2 separate regions of the Mus musculus genome follow, and region 2 is linked to region 1. Evidence: chromatin loops called from intact Hi-C (ENCODE). Cell type or tissue: heart. All regions are shown on one strand. Each heading gives the region's core, and the rest is flanking DNA. Links, peaks and the distances in the headings are about the cores only. Region 1 holds the start of Gm46589 (a long non-coding RNA gene). Region 2 holds the start of Alkbh7 (alkB homolog 7).

Evidence for each region. Peaks named below come from ENCODE experiments on the same cell type or tissue, not always from the same donor. Only the 100,000 strongest peaks of a DNase experiment are listed, where the experiment ranks them.
Region 2: a loop joins it to region 1, with 6 times the contacts of the local background. A loop is called at or near these places in 6 of 42 quality-filtered maps.

What each region holds. Positions count from the first base shown.
Region 1 is chr17:57,091,176-57,100,335 of GRCm38, forward strand. It overlaps Gm11110 (predicted gene 11110), which reads right to left. Exons shown (of 4, transcript NR_033508.1): 4 at 848-1,594. Gm46589 (a long non-coding RNA gene) reads left to right here and starts at 4,945. Exons shown (of 3, transcript XR_001782170.2): 1 at 4,945-5,645; 2 at 5,732-5,796; 3 at 7,120-8,533. In heart, for the core only: a CTCF peak has its summit at 5,579 (motif pointing right); DNase peaks (open chromatin) are centred at 5,106 and 5,556; H3K4me3 peaks cover 933 bases; H3K27me3 peaks cover 1,090 bases.
Region 2 is chr17:56,992,411-57,001,570 of GRCm38, forward strand. Clpp (caseinolytic mitochondrial matrix peptidase proteolytic subunit) reads left to right here. Exons shown (of 6, transcript NM_017393.2): 4 at 416-603; 5 at 1,038-1,143; 6 at 3,468-3,961. The coding sequence ends at 3,637. Alkbh7 (alkB homolog 7) reads left to right here and starts at 4,929. Exons shown (of 4, transcript NM_025538.3): 1 at 4,929-5,157; 2 at 5,979-6,152; 3 at 6,261-6,385; 4 at 6,520-6,930. The coding sequence starts at 4,954. The coding sequence ends at 6,682. Pspn (persephin) reads right to left here and starts at 7,695. Exons shown (of 2, transcript NM_008954.3): 1 at 7,452-7,695; 2 at 6,903-7,363. The coding sequence starts at 7,605. The coding sequence ends at 7,047. In heart, for the core only: a CTCF peak has its summit at 4,693; a DNase peak (open chromatin) is centred at 4,851; H3K4me3 peaks cover 1,624 bases; H3K27ac peaks cover 1,373 bases.

The DNA of each region.
Region 1 (9,160 bases), core at 758-8,757:
ACGGTGACAATCCCTGACATTTGCTTTCCCATCTCCAGTGACTTGTTGTTCTAGATCCTTGCCCTTTTCACCCTGAGCTGATTCAGACAGCTGGAAGGCAGCTCCAGCACGTACCACAGGCTGCTCCCCAGTCTTGTGACTTATAACCTCCCCATTCAACTTCTTTTTTAACAGATATAATTTTATTTTTTATTAATTAATTTATTTATGTACTTTATATTCTGACCTGAGCTTTTCCTTTCTCCTCTCCTCCCAGACTGTCCCTCTCTCCTCCCCTTCTCTTATGCCCTCCTTTTTCCTCAGAGGAGAGACCTCCCATGGATATCAACCTCTGCCTTGGCATATCAAATTGTAGTAGGACTGGGTGCATCTCCTCTTGAGCTAGGCAAGGCCATCCAGTTAGGGGAAAGGGATCCGAAGGTAGGCAACAGAGTCAGAGACATCTTCTCCTCCTGCTGTTAGAAGTCCCACATGAGGACCAAGCTATACATCTGTTACATACGTATAGGGAGACTAGGTCTGTCCTATGCATGCTCTCTGGTTGGTGGTTTAGTCTCTGTGAGCCTCTATGTGCCAAGGTTAGTTGATTCTGTAGGGTTTCTTGTGGTGTCTTTGACCTCTATGGCTCTTTCAGTCCTCCAGCATCTAAGGAAGAGCAGGACTCTGCCATGTGTGCCTGGTCTCTCCCCAGAACCCACGCTATGCTGTTGTCTGTCCATCTATGGAGTTAATAACTAATGGATCTCTTACCCAGAAAGAACAACCCACCCTCTAACTCTGTTTTAGTTTTAAGTCTGCTGCTGGAAGAAAATACTCTGACAAACAACACAAAATAAAACAAAACAACTTAGGAGCAAAAGGGGCTTACTTTTGGCTTACAATTCCAGGTTATAGTTCAACTGTTGTGGAGAAGTCAAGATAGGAGCTGGTCATGTGACATCCAGTCATGCGCAGAGAAATGAGTGCCTGCATGTTGATCCTGTTGCTTCTCACCTTCAACTTCATTTCTCCACTCTTATACAGTCGAAGACCTCCTAACTAAGGAATGGTGCTGCCCACAGTGGGCTGGGTCTTCACATATCAGCTAAAGTAATTAGGAAATCCCCAACAGACAGGTCCCCAACCCAATCTAAACAGACAATCCCCTATTTAGACTCTTCCCAGGTGAGTCTAGGTTGTGTCATCAAATTGACAATGAGTGCTAATCTTTGAAGACAACGAACCAAACAGACACAATATTCTCTGTCCGAGCACGGGGGTGATTGGAATAGAGGGGTTCCCCAAGATAAGGGTAGAGTTGGTGCTGAGTTGTGTCTGTCTCTTCAATTCCTTCCTGCAACATCTGGTAGCCAAATGCAAATCCAGTGATCCCACTGCTTTGGCGATGGAAGGAGGTGGCACTAGTGGGCAAATGGCCAAAAGGTGGTGCCACATGTGGCTCACGGCCAAGGAGGGGCTGCCCAAGTCACTAAAGATATGCACATATCACAGAGCAGGGCAGACTAGGACTTCACAGATCTTCACACAGGTTGGTGAGCATAGCTGCAGACATGGGAGGTGGGTCACATCTTCCAGGCCAATCTTCCTGGGCTCTCTGTGTGATAAAGAAGGCAAGAGTCACCCTGGGGGGCCAACGGGACCATGAGAACTGGAGACCCACAGCCTTTTGTGTCAGACAGCCTACTCCTTCCTTCATATGGAAAAAGAGCAGAGTTTTTAAGCCAAACAGAGCAGAAGCCCTGGGTTTCATCCCTAACATTGAATAAACTGAGTTGGTGTCACACACCTGTTATTCCAGCACTTGGGAGGTGGAGGCAGGATAATCAGTTTGAGGCCAGCCTGGACTAGACACTGTCCTTGAAGTAAAAAAGTTTGCTGGTCATGGTGACATAAGTCTTTAATTCCAGACCTTTCAAGACAGAGGCAGGGATATCTCTGAGTTCAAGGCCATCCTGGTCTACTTGGGGGGATTTCCAGGCTAGCCAAGGCTACATAGTGAGAACCTATCTCACTGCCCTCAAAAGGTTATGCGTGTGTGTTTCTGGATTGCTCTGGTACATGCTTGGGGTCATATGTGACATCAGCATATATGTTTGAGCCGGAATCTACCCTCAGTGTGTTATTAGTATGAAAGCTGTATGTAAGCAGGGGAGGGGTCTGTCACCTTCTGGCATCACCAAACTGACCATGTAGGGCAGGGGTTGATGTGACACACACTAAAGGCTATATCCTAGATTTCCCATTCTTCTCCAGCTTGCCTGCTTTCTCCTTTTCCCTCCCCTCCCCTTCTCTCCTTCCTCCCTCCCTCCCTTCCTTCCATATGTTCCTCACGACTGATCCTCCTGTCTTCACGTCCTGTGTTCTGGAATGATAGAGGAGTTACACTCAGTTTTGCGCCATGCTGGGGAAGGGACTTTGAACTTTATACAAGCTAGGCAAGCATTCTACCAACTGAGCCATGAGTCCATCCCCTTGAGCCTTCTGGATCTCAACATCTTGTTGCTCCCTTCCTTAGCCTTGAAGAGAAGGGGACAGAGGAAGACACTGTCCCAGCATAGCCTCTGCTCCTCATAACGGCCACTGAGTACATATGAAGGAAGGAGTGGTGATGGCATATGACCATTGTATTAGTCACTTGTCTATGAATGGGATGAAACAACTGACAGAAACTGCGTATGGAGGGAAGTGTTTAGGCTCACAGTACAAAGGTCTACAGTCCATCATGGTTTTCTCCTTTTTAAAAATATTTATTTTATGTATATGAATACTCTATGTACACCTGCATGCCAGATTCCATTACAGATGTTCATGAGCCACCAAGTGGTTGCTGGGAGTTGTACTCAGGACCTCTGGAAGAGCAGCCAGCGTTCTTAAACCACTGAGCCAGCTCTCCAGTTTCCCCACGTTTTTCTTCTTATTCAGTCCTGGACCACATATGCCTGGTTGGGCTTTTTAGCCAGATAGAGAGGGCATCAAAAAGCCAAAAAAAACCAAAAACAAAACAAAGAGGCAATCCCAGCCAGGTGTGGTGGTATATACCTTTGATCCCAGCATTTGGGAGTTTGAGGGTTGCCTAGTCTACAGAGTCAGTTCCAGAGTAGTTAGGGCTACATAGTGAGCCCTTGTCTCAGAACAACCAAGGAGGGTAGAGAAATGGCTCAGAGGTTAAAAGCACTTGTTCTAGCACATGACCAGAGTTCAGTTTGCCACACCCATATGGTGACTCACAGATGTTTGTAACTCCAGTTCCAAGGGATTTGTTGCCCAGTTCTGGCCTCCATGGGTTCTGCACACATTGAGGCACAGGCATATAGGCAGGTGAAACAGTCAGATAAGAAATTAAAAATGGGCCAGGCGGTGGTGGCGCATGCTTTTAGTCCCAGCACTTGGGAGGCAGAGGCAGGCAGATCTCTGAGTTCGAGGCCAGCCTGGTCTACAGAGAGAGTCCAGGACATCCAGGGCTACACAGAGAAACTCTGTCTTATCCCCCACCCCCCACCCCCCCAAAAAAAAGAAAAAAAAGAAAAAGAAAAGAAAATACCCTTCAGGCTTGCCTGCAGTTGTATCTTATGGAGGCATTTTCTCAAGTGAGACTCCCTCCTCTCTGATGACTCTACCTTGTGTCAAGTTGACACACTTGGGTAAGGGGTTGCTTAAGGCAGTATGGGTGACTCAGACAGCATTAAGTCCATCAGATTGGCCTGTGGGCAGGCCTGTGAGGCATTTTCTTGATTTCTGATCTATGTGGGAGGGTCCAGCCCATATGAACAGTGATATCTCCTAGGCAGGAGGTCCTGGGTTGCATAAGAAGGCAGGCTGAGGGCTGGAGAAATGGCTCAGCGGTTAAGAACACTGACTGCTCTTCCAGAGGACCTGAGTTCAAACCCCAGCAACCACATGGTGGCTCTCACTACCATCTGTAATGGGATCTTTGTCCCCTTCTGGTGTGTCTGAGGAGAGCAACAGTGTACTCACATACAATAAATAAGTAAATAAATCTTAAAAAAAAAAAAAGAAAAGAAGGCAGGCTGGGCAGACAGGAGGGAGTGGGTGTGTTTCATGTCCTCCATGGTCTTTGCCTTAGTTCTGCTTCTAGGTTATTTCCAGTTCACCCCTGGATAGTGGGCCATGCGCTTTTCTCCTCAAGTTGATTTTTGGTCCAACAGGGTAGATCAGATATGCGGTACACACTCTCACACCAAAAGATACACACCTGTGTATGCTAAGTGTGATGGGCTGGAAGCTATGCAGAGTCCCTTTCTCCAGCTGACCTTCGATGACACAAACACACGTTGGTTGCATTCCACATGAATGGGTAGGCACACAGTCCAAGTGCACACCCTGGGGCAGGCAGCCTCCCCGTCCCCATCATCCCACAGAGAGTGGGACTCAAGGCTGGGCCATATGCAGGTATGGTGGTCTTCTGAATTGGGGGCGGGGGCTAAGGAAATGGCTCAGTGGCTAAGAGCACTTGCTGCTCTTGTAGCGGCTTAGAGTTCAGTCCCCAGCACTCAATCCCTGCTCATAATTACTCTAGTTCCAGGGAATCTGACCCCCTCCTCTGGCCTCTCTGAACACTTGTAGCATCCGCTCATAGACAACGCATTACACATTAATAAAAGCAAACTAAATTTTAAAGAGAATAAGGGTGGGCGTGTCCAGCAGCTGGAATGAGAATTTGTAAGGCACAGAAGGAGGTGGAGGCATTTTAGACTGCCTTGCCGTTAACCAGGTCCCAGGTGGACGAAGGAGTAAAGTAGTCTCTGAGGAAGGTCCGATGGGAAACAAGCTTTCTTTCCTAGGCTGTTAGAGTCCGGTGGAATAGGGAGAACAGCGGGGGATGTGGGAAGGACCAGGGCGGGCTCTGGGAGGCTGATAGAGAAGTCTGTTAAGCCTACCCGGTAGGGCCTGAGCAGGGGGGGGGGGGGGGGCGGAGGGGGGTCTTTGGAGATTGGCAGGGAAGCAGGCGAGGCAAGAGAACTGAACCGCCTGGGAAGCTAAGGGAGCGGGAAGTAGGCTGGAAGAATGACGTCAAAAGTGGGAATCCACAACCTCGAGGAAGCTGTTGACTGGGGAAAGTGGGCAGGGCGTAGAGAGAATGACAGAGCAGCTGGGAGGGGCTAAGAAAGTGGGAGGAACCTATAGAGATTGAGAAGTGAGAGGGACCTGGGAAGTACACAGCTGAAAAGTAAGGATGTGGGGCTAGAGAAAGTGAAGGAGCCATTGGGAGGGACTGCAAATGAAGGTTTAGAGAGTAACAACTGGGAAGTGGACGGAGCCTAAGGAGAAGTGTATGGGCTTGGAAACCAGAGTCTACTCTCAAGTGGCACCATGGGCTCTGGCCACTTTCGTGTTGCTGATGCTGGCCCTGTAGGAACCATAGTGACCTGCCTCCTCCTACAACATCCTCACTGATCGTATCTCGCGGTCATACAGGCTTCTCTGGGTTCCGGTCCTCGGGCTGGTGGTCCTCCCGGCTTCCAGGTTCTGATGTCAAGTTCTTCCAAGGCTCGGCAAGTTTGGGGGGCAGACCCTTCCACCTGCATCTCATACAGCCTAGGGCGAGGATGCCGTCCACAAGGGGGCGCGTGTGTCCCGCGCTGGGATCCAAGGCTGAGTAGGAGGGAGTTCTGTTCACAGATCTGGTACCTGGATGTTTTATTGGAGTATTGGTTTTGTTCTTGTTGTTTGTTTGCTTTTTTTTTTAATTTATTTTATTTTGTCTTTATAGGTGTTTCGCCTGCCTGTATGTCTGTGTGAAAGTGTCATAAGCCTTGGAACTGGAGTTACAGACAGGTCTGAGCTGCCATATAGCTGCTGGGAATTGAACTTGAGTCCTCTGCAAGAGCAGCCAGTGTTCTTAACCATGGAGCCACCTAATCCTCACTGTTATTTATTTTTTTTTTTTTTAAGATAGAATCTCTCACTGGTCTGAGGAGTCCAGCTATTTGTCTAGAATAGTTTGCCAATGAGTTCCAGGAATCCTCCTTTGTCTACCTTCCCAGACTAAGATTATAAGCACTTGACAGCTTGTCTTTTTTTTTTTTTTTTTTTTTTTCCAGACAGGGTTTCTCTGTATAGCCCTGGCTGTCCTGGAGCTCACTTTGTAGACCAGACTGGCCTCGAACTCAGAAATCGGCCTGCCTCTGCCTCCCAAGTGCTGGGATTAAAGGCGTGTGGCGCCACCACGCCCGGCTCTTATTATTATTATTAAACAAAACAACAAGCCAGGGGTGCTGGGAAATCAAATCAGGTCCCCATGCTTATGAAACAAGTGTCACTGGCTGAGCTATGTATGCCTGGCATATTAAAAAAAAGTTTTAAAGTTTTACTTGTATTTATGTGTATATGTGTGTCTCAGGGTAAGTGCAGGTGAGTGTAGTGCCTATTGCTGCCAGAAGAGGTGTCACATCCCCTTGGATCTGGAATTACAGGAGGTTGTGAGCCACCATGTGAGGGTTGGGGACTTAACTCTGGTTATCTGAAAGAGCAGAGTAGGAGTACTCTTACCTCAACCCTTTCCATACCTCTTTTATTTCCCTTTCTCCTCTCTTTCTGTCCTCACGAGACAGGGTCTATCTCTGTAGCCAAGGCTAGCCTGAAACTATACATAGGCTGGCCTCAGACTTGTGTAATGTCCTACCTTAGCATCCCAAATGCTCAGGTGACAGATATGAACCACCACACCTTGGCTGTTCAGTGTGTTTGACAATGATCTCTCTCTCTCTCTCTCTCTCTCTCTCTCTCTCTCTCTCTCTCTCTCTCTCTCTCTCTCTCTCTCCCCCTGCCCAGGGGGCTATGGTGTATTTGTGGTTGCTGTGTCTGTTCTATGTCCTGGCTGTGGGTGTCTTTGTGTTTCTGTCTAATTGTGGCTGTCTAATGGCTACTTCCCCTGGCAGCACTGGGGAATCCCTTACAGATGATAGTCAGGCTGGGATTCCCTTTCTACTCAGCTTGGTTGATTTCCCATCACTGAGTTAGCTCTTATCAACCTCTGAGGGGTCCCCAGCCTGCTCAGCCACTCCCCCATCTTTCTCAGGGAAGAACTTATTGTTGATGTTAAATTTTTCCTTCTTCCAGAAAGCTATGGTCACCTTTTCTTTCTTTCTGGGTGCTTAGTTGACTACAGGTTGTTCATGGCTAAAAGGAAGGAGGAGGAAGATAGAAGGAGAAAAGGAGGAAGAGGAAGAGGAGGAGGAGGCAGAGGAAGAAGAGGAACCCAAACAAAACTTTGTACACATGGAAATGCAGGCTAGAGCCATACCACAGACTCCAGTGTGGACAAACCTCCGGAAGCAATTGTAATGCTGACTCTTTGCTCAAACTGGAAGATCCTGTCCCCGTGGTTCAAAGGCATGAGCTGTCTTTGCTGTTGTGTGACTGGTGATGTCATCAATGGTAATCTGAACGATTCCCTTTTGAAGACTGGAGAGATCATTTCCGTTCTCTGCACTTTTTGCTGTTATGGGCTTTGCTGTTGGTCAAAGGGTCTCACATAGACCAGGTTGGCCTCCAACTAGACTTTTAACCGAGGCTGATCTTGAACTCCTTCCTGATCCTCCTAACTCTGCCTCCAGAGTTCTGGCTCTGTGTAGATCCTTTCAAACATCCTCACGGGTCAACCCAGAGGCAGGATTTGTGTACTGGATTTCAGTGTTTCAAAGTCCACATGTAGTCACTGACACATGCTAGGCTGTGTAGGCTGCCAGTGGCAAGGATGGCTGAACTTACTGAGTGACTGCTGTATGTCACAACATCCTGGCTCCCTCACTGTGGACACCTTGAATTTTGAGGTAGTATTTTTTTTTTTTTTTCGAGACAAGGTTTCTCTGTATAGCCCTGGCTGTCCTGGAACTCACTTTGTAGATCAGGCTGGCCTCGAACTCAGAAATCCGCCTGCCTCTGCCTCCCAAGTGCTGGGATTAAGTATTTTTTTTTAAAGATTTATTTTATTTATATGAGTATACTGTAACTGCCTTCAGACACACCAGAAGAGGGCATCAGATCCCATTACCCCATTACAGATGGTTGTGAGCCACCATGTGGTTGCTGGAAATTGAACTCAGGACATCTGGAAGAGCAGTCAGTGCTCTTAACCGCTGAACCATCTCTCCAGCCTAAGATAGTATTGTTTTAATTTCATTTCACAGATGGGGAAATTGAGGCACCAAGAGGTAAAGGAATTCCCTCAGGAGGTGGGGCTGGGATTTGAACCTATGCTGTGTAGTTTCCATGTGCCCACCAGGGGAGAGTCAGGGAAGTTGACTTTTAAGCCTGGCTTCTGGTATGTGTATGTAAGCTCAGTACATTGGAGTCTGAGGCTGCCCTGGGCTGATAGCAATATCCTCACTCAAGACAGGAAAGCAGTTGACACTCCTGGCTATGCTGGTGGCCAGTACCTGTCATCCTAGACATTTGGAACACTGAGGCAGGAGGTGGGCATGAACCTAGGACTTGGAGGTCAGCCTGGGAAACTTACATAGACTCTACATCAAAAAATAAGGCAAAACAAAAATAAAAAGTTAATACTAAATTGCTTATGGTAGTACATATATAACATCCCAGTTTGGGGGCTTAGCATAGAGCCTCTGCCTAGAATCTCCCAGTGAAGGGCTGGGGGCGTGGCCATAGGGTGGAGCCCCGCCTATTGACCGCCAATGAGGGGCCAGGGGCGTGATTCAGGGAATGGAGCTTTTGCCTACCGCGTATGAGCTCATTATGGCTGACGGGAGAGTGACAGTGAAATAGAACGGAACCCTGCCATAGAAACCTTGGGATAGAAACCTTTACTTTTCGTCTTAGAAAATACCAAGTCATGCCTGCCTGTTCTGGGGACCTGAGAGGTGGGAGAGGAGCATCTAAGCCAACACTGTAGGGCGGGTCCCTCTAACTACTTGCCTCCCTTGAGTTTTTCCATGCTGTGAGGACAGCTAGGGTTAACAGTCATTTCAGGAAGACAACTGAGTACACCACAGGGGGGGCTATTGGACTGGGGTTGGAGGAGGGAGCTCAGCTCTGCATGGTGGATAGAGCTTCCTGCCCCTGCAAGTCCCTCAGCATTGTCAGCTAGGCTGTAGCCCAGAAAGGGTGTTCCAGAGCTCTGTGAAGGCACACAGCTCAGAACATCTCTGGGACACCTTGGTCAGCTTGCTTCATAGTT
Region 2 (9,160 bases), core at 1-8,000, 100 kb before region 1:
TGGGAATTGAGTTCAGTTTGTTAGGTTTGGTGGAGAGCACCGTCACCAGATAATACTTCTCAGCTGCTCAAGGCTGGGCGGTTTCAATGACTGGACACTGGGCGGGCTGTCAGTTAGGCACGCATCTGTCTTCTCATCCAGCTCCACGTGGACAGTAAGAAAGCTCGCGTCTGCCTTGTGCTGGGCCCGTGGGCCTGGACGAGCAGGAAGTAGCCAGCTTTACTATGTTGATGCACAGCTGAGAGGTGGCTAACAGCCCTTTGGTTCCTTTTACTTAATTCTGTGTGTGTTGTCACGTGTACGTGTCTGATCATGTCCCCCACCCCACCCCTCAAACAACATTTGCCCTTGTGGCTTGCTGGAAGGGTACTGGGGTAGGATCCCCCTGGGCCCTTACTTGCTCCACTGCCTACAGGTGGTGTGGTAACTGCGGGCCTGGCCATCTACGACACAATGCAGTACATCCTGAACCCCATCTGCACGTGGTGTGTTGGACAGGCTGCCAGCATGGGCTCCCTGCTCCTCGCTGCTGGCAGCCCGGGCATGCGCCATTCACTGCCCAATTCCAGAATCATGATCCACCAGCCCTCTGGAGGAGCCAGGGTGAGTACGCTTTCTGCAGGGACGTCTAGTGGGAACTAGAACGGGAGTGCCGCTCCTTCTTGTTTGTTGGTTGGAGACGGGTCTCATCTTTTAGCCTCAGCTGTGCTGTAGTTCACTCTGTAGATCAGGCTGGCCTCTAGCCTACTGAGATCCTGCTACCACTGCTTTGAGATAAGTATTTTCATGGCTGGGGAGGTACTTCAGGAGTAAGAACGACTGCAAGGCCCTGGGTTCCATTTCCAGCGCCAGAAAGAATAAAAACAAAAATAGAATCCAGGTGTGGTGGTACATGCCTTTAATCCCAATACTCAGGCAGCAGAGGCAGAGACAGGCTGATCTCTGTCAGTTTCAAGGCAGCCTGGACTAGATCAGTGGCTCCCTCACTAGTGCCCCATGAGAAGTTTCATCTTCTTCCTCTACTTACTGCTCCTCAGGGCCAAGCCACAGACATCGCCATCCAGGCAGAGGAAATCATGAAGCTGAAAAAGCAGCTATACAACATCTACGCCAAACACACCAAGCAGAGCCTACAGGTGATCGGTAAGCACCCAGCCTCCCACAGCACACACTGGAGCATTGGCCTCCCACAGCACACACTGGAGCATCGGCCTCCCACAGCACACACTGGAGCATCAGCCTCCCACAGCACACACTGGAGCATCAGCAGCCTCCCACAGGACACACTGGAGCATTGGCCTCCCACAGCACACACTGGAGCATCAGCTTCTCACAGCACACACTGGAGCATCAGCATCGGCCTCCTACAGCACACACTGGAGCATCAGCCTCCCACAGCACACACTGGAGCATCAGCATCAACCTCTCACAGTACACACTGGAGCATCAGCATTGTCCTAAAGCAGGGCACCCCCACCTGACAGTCAGAACCAGATTACTATAATATGGTCACTCTGGGCCGTGGATGATGGTCAGTAGAATCCCTGACCCACCAATGCTCTGTGCTTGGGGCTCTGTGGCTATGGCATAGCTCCTGCCTAGAATGAGCCCTTTCCCAGTGAGGGGTTGGGGTCGTGTCAGGGGTGTGCCTTAAGGATACTTTTTTCACCCTTCTTTATCTATTTTCTTACGTGTGTGGGTGCTAGGAATCATGTCTGGGTCCTCTGCCAAAACAAGTCCTCTTAACCACTGAGTCAACTCTCCAGCCCCAGGGATACATTCCTGGCCCGACATAGGTTCTATGTCCCCAGAGTCACAAAACAAAAGTTCCTAGCATGTTAGACAGAATTCCCTTCAGTTACAATCTCCAGTTCTGAGCCCTTTAGATGAGCTTTGCAAGCTGGGTGTGTTGGTACCTACCTGCCATCCCAGCTCTGGCAGGTAGAGGTAGAGAATCATGAGTTGTCGACTGGGCTAGAGAATGACAGACGCGGGCTCAGCGGGCCTGTGCTATAGAGGTGGTTTTGATGGGGAGAAGGTAGCAAGGGTCACTTCCCTGGAGCCCTTCTTTCATTTATGTGAGTCCACTGTCACTGTCCTCAGACACACCAGAAGAGGGCATCAGATCTCATTACACATAGTTGTGAGCCACCATGTGGTTGCTAGGAATTGAACTCAGGACCTCTGGAAGAGCAAGCTGCCAGTGCTCTTAAACTCTGAGCCATCTCTGCAGCCCGACATTTCTTTATGGTTTTTCGAGACAGGGTTTCTCTGTATAGCCCTGGCTGTCCTGGAGCTCACTTTCTAGACTAGGCTGGCCTCGAACTCAGAAATCCGCCTGCCTCTGCCTCCCGAGTGCTGGGATTAAAGGTGTGCGTCACCCCCACCCCCACCCCCACCCCCGGCTCCAACATTTCATTTTTAAAATAGTTGATTTGGGAAGCATGTGCCTGCCATAGTGATGTGTGGAAGTCAGAGGACAGTTTGTAAACATCGGTTCTCTGTTGACACCTTGTAAGGAGTGGTGATTGAACTTGAGGTCATTAGACTTGGTGGCAAACCCCTCTTCCCACCAAGCCATCTTACTGTCCCACGTGCCATTCTTCGGTATATCTTGTTGCTGGTCACATATGTTCAGTCTAAGATCCACCACCTAGCACTGCGTGGCATTTTCCTAGTTGCATCTTACTGTTGTGTGAATGCCATGACATGTGGAGTTCAGGGGACAGTGTTCAAGAGGCGATTCTCTCCTACCATGTAGTTCCTGGGACCTGATGTATTACAGTAGTCGGTAAAAATTGAATTGGTGTGGTGTAAGCACTGCAGACCTCTCATCCCGGCACTTGGCCAGCACAGATGGGGGAATCAGGAGTTGAAGGTCGTCCCTTCGAGGCTAGCCCGGGCTGCATGTGATCCTGTCTGGAAAAAAAAAAAAAAGCAAAAACAAAACCCTGTTTTTTACTACGGAGGAGATTGAATCACAGAGAGGTTCCCCAGCCCCATGGGAAAGATTGTCAGAGTAAGTGTATCTTATGAAACTTGGGAGCTGGAAGAAAACATCATGGGCTGGAAGCTAAAATGCTAGGAGTGTCTAATCTCAGTCCTGGAAGCAGGAAGGCCAGGAATAGCCAGGGCCTGGAAGGTGACATTTTTGTGTTGCTATCAATTCCTGATGCTAATGGCTTCTACACCTTTGGTTTCCTGGAATTGCTGGTGCTCCTAGGTATGAAGCCTGGGCTCTTAGGAAAGTGTTCAGCCAACAGAGCTCCTCCTTTTTTTCTTTGAAGACATTATCTTAGTTTGTAGCCCTTTTACTTTTGCCTCTCTTCATAAGAGCATAGATCCCATGGTAGGGGGTCCCTCACAACTCCATAAATCATCTCACGACTGGTAAGGGCTTCAACCTAGGAATTTGGGGAAAAACAGCCCAGGCCTCTACTCCTACCCACATATACTGCTTTCCCTAGAGTCAGCAATGGAGAGGGACCGCTACATGAGCCCCATGGAGGCCCAAGAGTTTGGCATCTTGGACAAGGTCTTGGTCCACCCACCTCAGGACGGGGAGGATGAGCCAGAACTGGTACAGAAGGAGACTGCCACAGCGCCGACGGATCCTCCTGCCCCGACAAGCACCTAAGGAGTGGAGACCAGACTGAAACTTCCTCTGCTGGGCCCAAGAACAACCCCTAGAGGAGATGTGGATTGAGGTTGCCCTCAGAGCAGGGCAGACTGCCTGAGACACTGTGATTTAAATTAAATCTTTGTAGTCTTTGTCCCATGTCTGAAGCACCTTCCATTACTTCTCCAAGACAGCAGGCCTCCTTCACCTTGACAAACCACTTCAGTAAGCAAACCCTGGCTCTCCTGGAACTAAACCAATCTAGCCTCAGACTCAGGTACCCACCTGCCTCACCTCCTGAGTGCTAGGATTAAAGGTGTACACCACCACACCTGACTTCAACAGACTTAAGCCATATACTACCCCAAAGTCAGTGGGTAGAAATATGATTTCATACATCTTTGGTTATGTGTGGGTTTGTGCATGGTGAGTGCAGTACCCATGGCCAGAAGAGGATGTTGGGTCCCCTGGGGCTTCCCTGTGGGTGCTGGGACTTAAGAGTACATTCTTACCTGCCGATCCTGGGCTTGGCCCCTTAGAGAGTTAAGAGTTAGGGTGGAGGGTCTACCAGAATCTACCACCAACTTTGGGTTGATCCTCAGACCCATGAGACCTGACACTGGTGACTCACCAGGTGACAAAGTCCTGGCATTTTGTTGCAGGCTCCAAAAGCCAGCTGAAGCCAGAGAGAATGTCAGGACATGTTTATGGAGTTTTACTAGAACTAGAAGCAGAGGATCCCAGTTTATGGGATGGAGGCAGGTGCCACATGACCCTATGGAGGTCAGAGGGTCGCAAATGCAGGAGTTGCTTTTTCTGCTTGCACCATGTTTGGGGGTCCTGAGGTCAAACCAAAGACTCTTAGCAAGTGCTGAGCCATTTTCCTAGGCCCAGTTTATTAGTGTGGAAGGAAGTAGACTCTTTTTAGATTTAACACAAAACATTTGAGGTGGGGGTTGTATTATTTGGTCTTATTTGTTTGGATGTCCTATTTTGTGGGCAACATCTGAAATTCAGGTTAGCCTCAAACTCAAGGGCTGACCTTGGAGTTAGTTATCCTCCTTTCTCCACCAGGGTGTGCTGTTTGACAAGCGCTAAATTTGCGCTAGGCTGATTGAACTTCTAACCTTGGCTTTGCCCCCACGTGACCTCCAGCCTCCGTTCGCCCTAGTTCTGCACCTACTGCTTGAGACCTTGCTCAGGGCCGAGAGGCGGGACAAGCGGTAGACTGACTTAAAGCACAGCTAATAGAGCCAGTAGCTGATGGGCGTGGTGCGGTGTCAGCCAATAGCTTGCGGGGGTGTGGCTCAGCCTGCTGTGGTCAATCCCTGAAGATGGCGGGCAGCAGGAGGCTAGCGATGCGGTTGCTTTCTGGGTGCGCCTGGGTGCGCGGCTCAGACTCTGCCGTGCTGGGCCGCCTGCGTGATGAGGCCGTGGTGCATCCAGGCTTCCTGAGCCAGGAGGAGGAGGACACGCTAACACGCGAACTGGAGCCCCAGCTGCGGCGCCGGCGCTACGAGTACGACCACTGGGACGCGGTGAGTGGGCGGAGCGGCGAGCTAAGGGGACGCCCACTGGGACATAGTGAGGGGGCGGGGTCCTCGGAGGGGTAGAGTGAAGAGCTAGGCTTGCTTGGCCAGGTTGGGGACAGTGTGTTTTGGGCAGTCCCCGATGTAGGTTCGGGTGGGACCAAGTTTCTCTGGTGTGGGACATGGCGGGTGCTGGGCAATTCGATGAGTGACAGTTGGTCAGGAGGTCTTGTGGGAATGGGGCTGATCTTGATGCCAGAGCTGAGTCCAGGGGAAGGCCTGCTGCTGCGGGCTTGTGGATGGTACTTAGAGCAGGGGAAGGGACCAGAGCCGGAGAAGGTGAACTGGCAACGTTGAGCTCAGAGCAGCGCAGTATTACAGTGGGGGCAAATCACTGCTGGGCTTTACTAAGAACAGGGGCTGTAGTGTGGGGCTGGGCCTGGAATCAGAAGGGAGGGTTTTGGTGGGCACCAAGGAATGCGTAGTGAGGACAAAGATGTCACTTCAGACATGAAGTTCTGGAACACTTCAGGGGCATTGGTGACAAGATTAGAAATAAAAAGCAGACTTGGGAGAGGGAGTGCCAGCAGTTGGGAGTTTCACTAGGGACTTGAGTGGGATCAAATAGAGACAGGAGACCGAGATACTGAATATTAGGGTGGCCAGCACCAGGGACCACTGGGAAACGAAACGTGAAGACCAGATGCGTGGTTGAAACCTCACTGATAATGAGCTAAAGTTGGAAAGACTGCCTGCCCTGTACTGCACCCCTCGGTACCTCATTTTCCTGTCCTGGGAGTTCCCAGTTATGACTTGAGCTCTCTATTCAGGCCATCCATGGCTTCAGGGAGACAGAGAAATCCTGCTGGTCTGATGCAAGCCAGGTCATCCTGCAGCGGGTTCGGGCGGCTGCATTTGGTCCTGACCAGAGCCTGCTATCCCCAGTACATGTGTTGGACCTGGAACCTCGGGGCTACATCAAGCCTCATGTTGACAGTGTCAAGGTGGGCAGAAGGCATTCCATCAGAACTCCTAGCTAGGTTGTCGGTGGACAGGGGGGCAGAACTAAGCCTGACACCCCAATATACACAGCATACATACCCCTTTTCCAGTTCTGTGGATCTACCATTGCTGGCCTTTCCCTGTTGTCTCCAAGTGTTATGAAGCTGGTGCATACACAGGAACCTGAGCAGTGGCTGGAACTGTTGCTGGAGCCAGGGTCTCTCTATATCTTAAGGTACGACGTAACCCAAAGTCCTCAGGTGAGGCCGAGGGTTTCTAACAGTCACCACCACCACTCAGAAAAAGTATAGAAATGCTGAAGGGACAGTCTTCCCTCCATCCACCCACTCAGCTTCTCTCTTCTTGCAGGGGTTCAGCCCGATATGACTTCTCCCATGAGATCCTTAGAGATGAAGAATCATTTTTTGGGGAGCACCGGGTTCCCCGGGGCCGACGCATCTCAGTGATTTGCCGCTCCCTCCCTGAGGGGATGGGGCCAGGAAGGCCAGAAGAGCCACCTCCAGCCTGCTGACCTCCCACATATCCTCCATATTTGTGAATAAAGTAGGGAAAATGCTGTCATGGGATCTTCAAATGACCGTCTGCCAGGGCTGGGGCTCTTAAGAGACGATCAGGGTCTCAGGATTCACATAGCATGGTGGCTGCCAGGGTGCACCTGATCACACACACTCTTAAGGCCACGAGAATATCATTTATTGCATCCACTGCTGATTAAAAAAAAAAAAAAACTAACAAGCAAGCAAAGAAAGAAACAAAAAACCCTGGTCCTTTCCCTTCTTATCTTTACCTATGCAAATTTCTAGTAATGTCACCTGAGCCTTTCAAAGCCCAGCCTGTCTCATGCTTGTGATTCTGAGACACCAGACTGGCCTCCTTCAGCCACCACAGCCACAAGCTGCAGCTGAGAGCTGAGGCAGCTGCTGCCAATGGTGCTGATCATCAAGGAAGGTCACATCAGCATAGCTGGTGGGCTGGCAGCAGGGTCGGCCATGGGCTCGACCCCGCCCTCGAAGCCGGGCCAGTACCAGACTGTGCTGGGTATGGGCCTCTTGGGGACAGCTGCCAGCACAGTATCGGAAGATGACCTTCTCCTCCGAGGCATAGCCCAGGCCCAGCTCAGCCACTGGTAGGGTCAGGCTCCACAGTCGGCATGAACCAGCCAAGGCTCTTGGAAGACGGACATGGTTGTTACCTAGTGCAAGGTAGAGTAGGATTGTAAGGCAAAGTGAGGGCTTTGAGAGAAGGAATTGGGGAGTCGGGAGGCCCCCAGGAATTCTTACCCTGATGGGGCGTCCAGGTCCCTCTAGTCTCTGCCATCTTCCCAAATGAGAGCTTATCTGCCACAGAAGCCTCTTGAAGATCAAGGACCCAGCCGAGGCTCGGGTGCAAGGACAGGAGCAGCAGACACAGGATCCGAAGTCTTCCTGCAGCCATTGTGACAGCAGGTCCCTGGATGCCGAGAGACCTTGGTGCCCTGAATTTATTCCCTGCCTGTCCTGGGGATTAAAACTACTGCCAGCACCATGTCCCGGGGAAGCCGTTGGGGGGTAGGGGGGGGGGGGTTCCCACCCACCTTTCCCCCACATCCTCATCCCTAAGAATTGATGGCTCACCCACCCAGACATTCCATAAACCCATTTCTGACACTCTGATGCCCCTGATTTATGAGTGTCACACTGTCCGCCAGAAGCAAGTCCAGAGCTGGCTACCAACCCATGTCCCCACCCCACCTGCTGTCCGCGGAAGAAGTACAGGAGCCTGGGAGGAGGCTGCTATAGATCTTTTACTGGAGTATGGGTCATGTGGTGCCAATAGGGACTGGGAAGGGCACATGACAGGTAGGAGAGTCAGTGGGCACCAGTCCATGTCAGCTTCAGCCAGGATTAAGACATCATGCCTCTGTCTCCGGGCTTGGCTGAGCCAGCGTCAAAACAGGAAAAGGGAGAGGCTAGGGGATAGCCAAAGGTTGGGACTCCCATTCTTGGAAGGCCAACCTGTGAAGCCATAGCTACAGCCAGTCTGGGCTTTGGAGTCTCAGAGATCAAGAGAAGGCAGTGACAAATCAGTTCCAGAAAGGCACAGGTTCTGCATACATCTGAATCCAGGAGACCCAGCAAGTGAGCATGGACAACAACAGACCAAGAACTTTGGAGACAGGAATAGAAGGAGCATGCCAGTGCATGTGGGTAGCCCCTGTGCTCAGGAAGCCAGGGCAGGTAAAAGCCAACCCAAGTGTGAACTGCAGAATCCACGTGATAGAAGAGACCTGACTCTCAAAAGCTGTCCTCTGGCCACCACACGATGTGATGGCGTGCACATGCTGCATGAGACACACACATAGAGAGTATCTTTTTTTAAAAGACACAAGGTTTGGCGCTGAGTTGGTAGAATGCTTGCTGAGCATCAACAAAGCAGCTGTGGGTTCCATAAGGCACAGCATAAACTAACATGATGGTGCATGCCTGTCATCTCAGCACTGGGAAGGCTGAGGAAGGTTACCAGTTCAAGGCCAGCCCGAGCTGCTTGAGACCCTTTCTCAAAGAGAAAAGAAACAGCTTTTAAAAGTCATTTGAACGAGGTTCCCTTGAAGGCAAGGCTCTGCCCTTAAACACAGGTGCACACCCTGTCTGTCCCAGGGTGGATGGCACCTTAGACCCAGGCCCAAAGTGCCAGCAGACAGCTGGGCAAGGATGTTCAGTGAGCATGGACATTCCTACGGACTAGCCCCTTCTCAGGCATTCCCAATCAACATGGGGTGGTGGGACTGAGTTTGCACCGGTGAGAGGAAGCTCTCACTTCACCCCAGCTGCTCAGGACCCAGCTCTGAAGGCAGCAGCTGAGGCCAAGCACCGATCAGCCCTGTCACTACACAAGAATGTAAAGCACTCTCCCCAAGCAACGCCTGGCTGCCTGGCTAAGATATATCACTGGGCCTGTCAGGAGATAAGGGGGACCCCAGGAATGTCCCTTGGAAATGGAAAACAGCGCC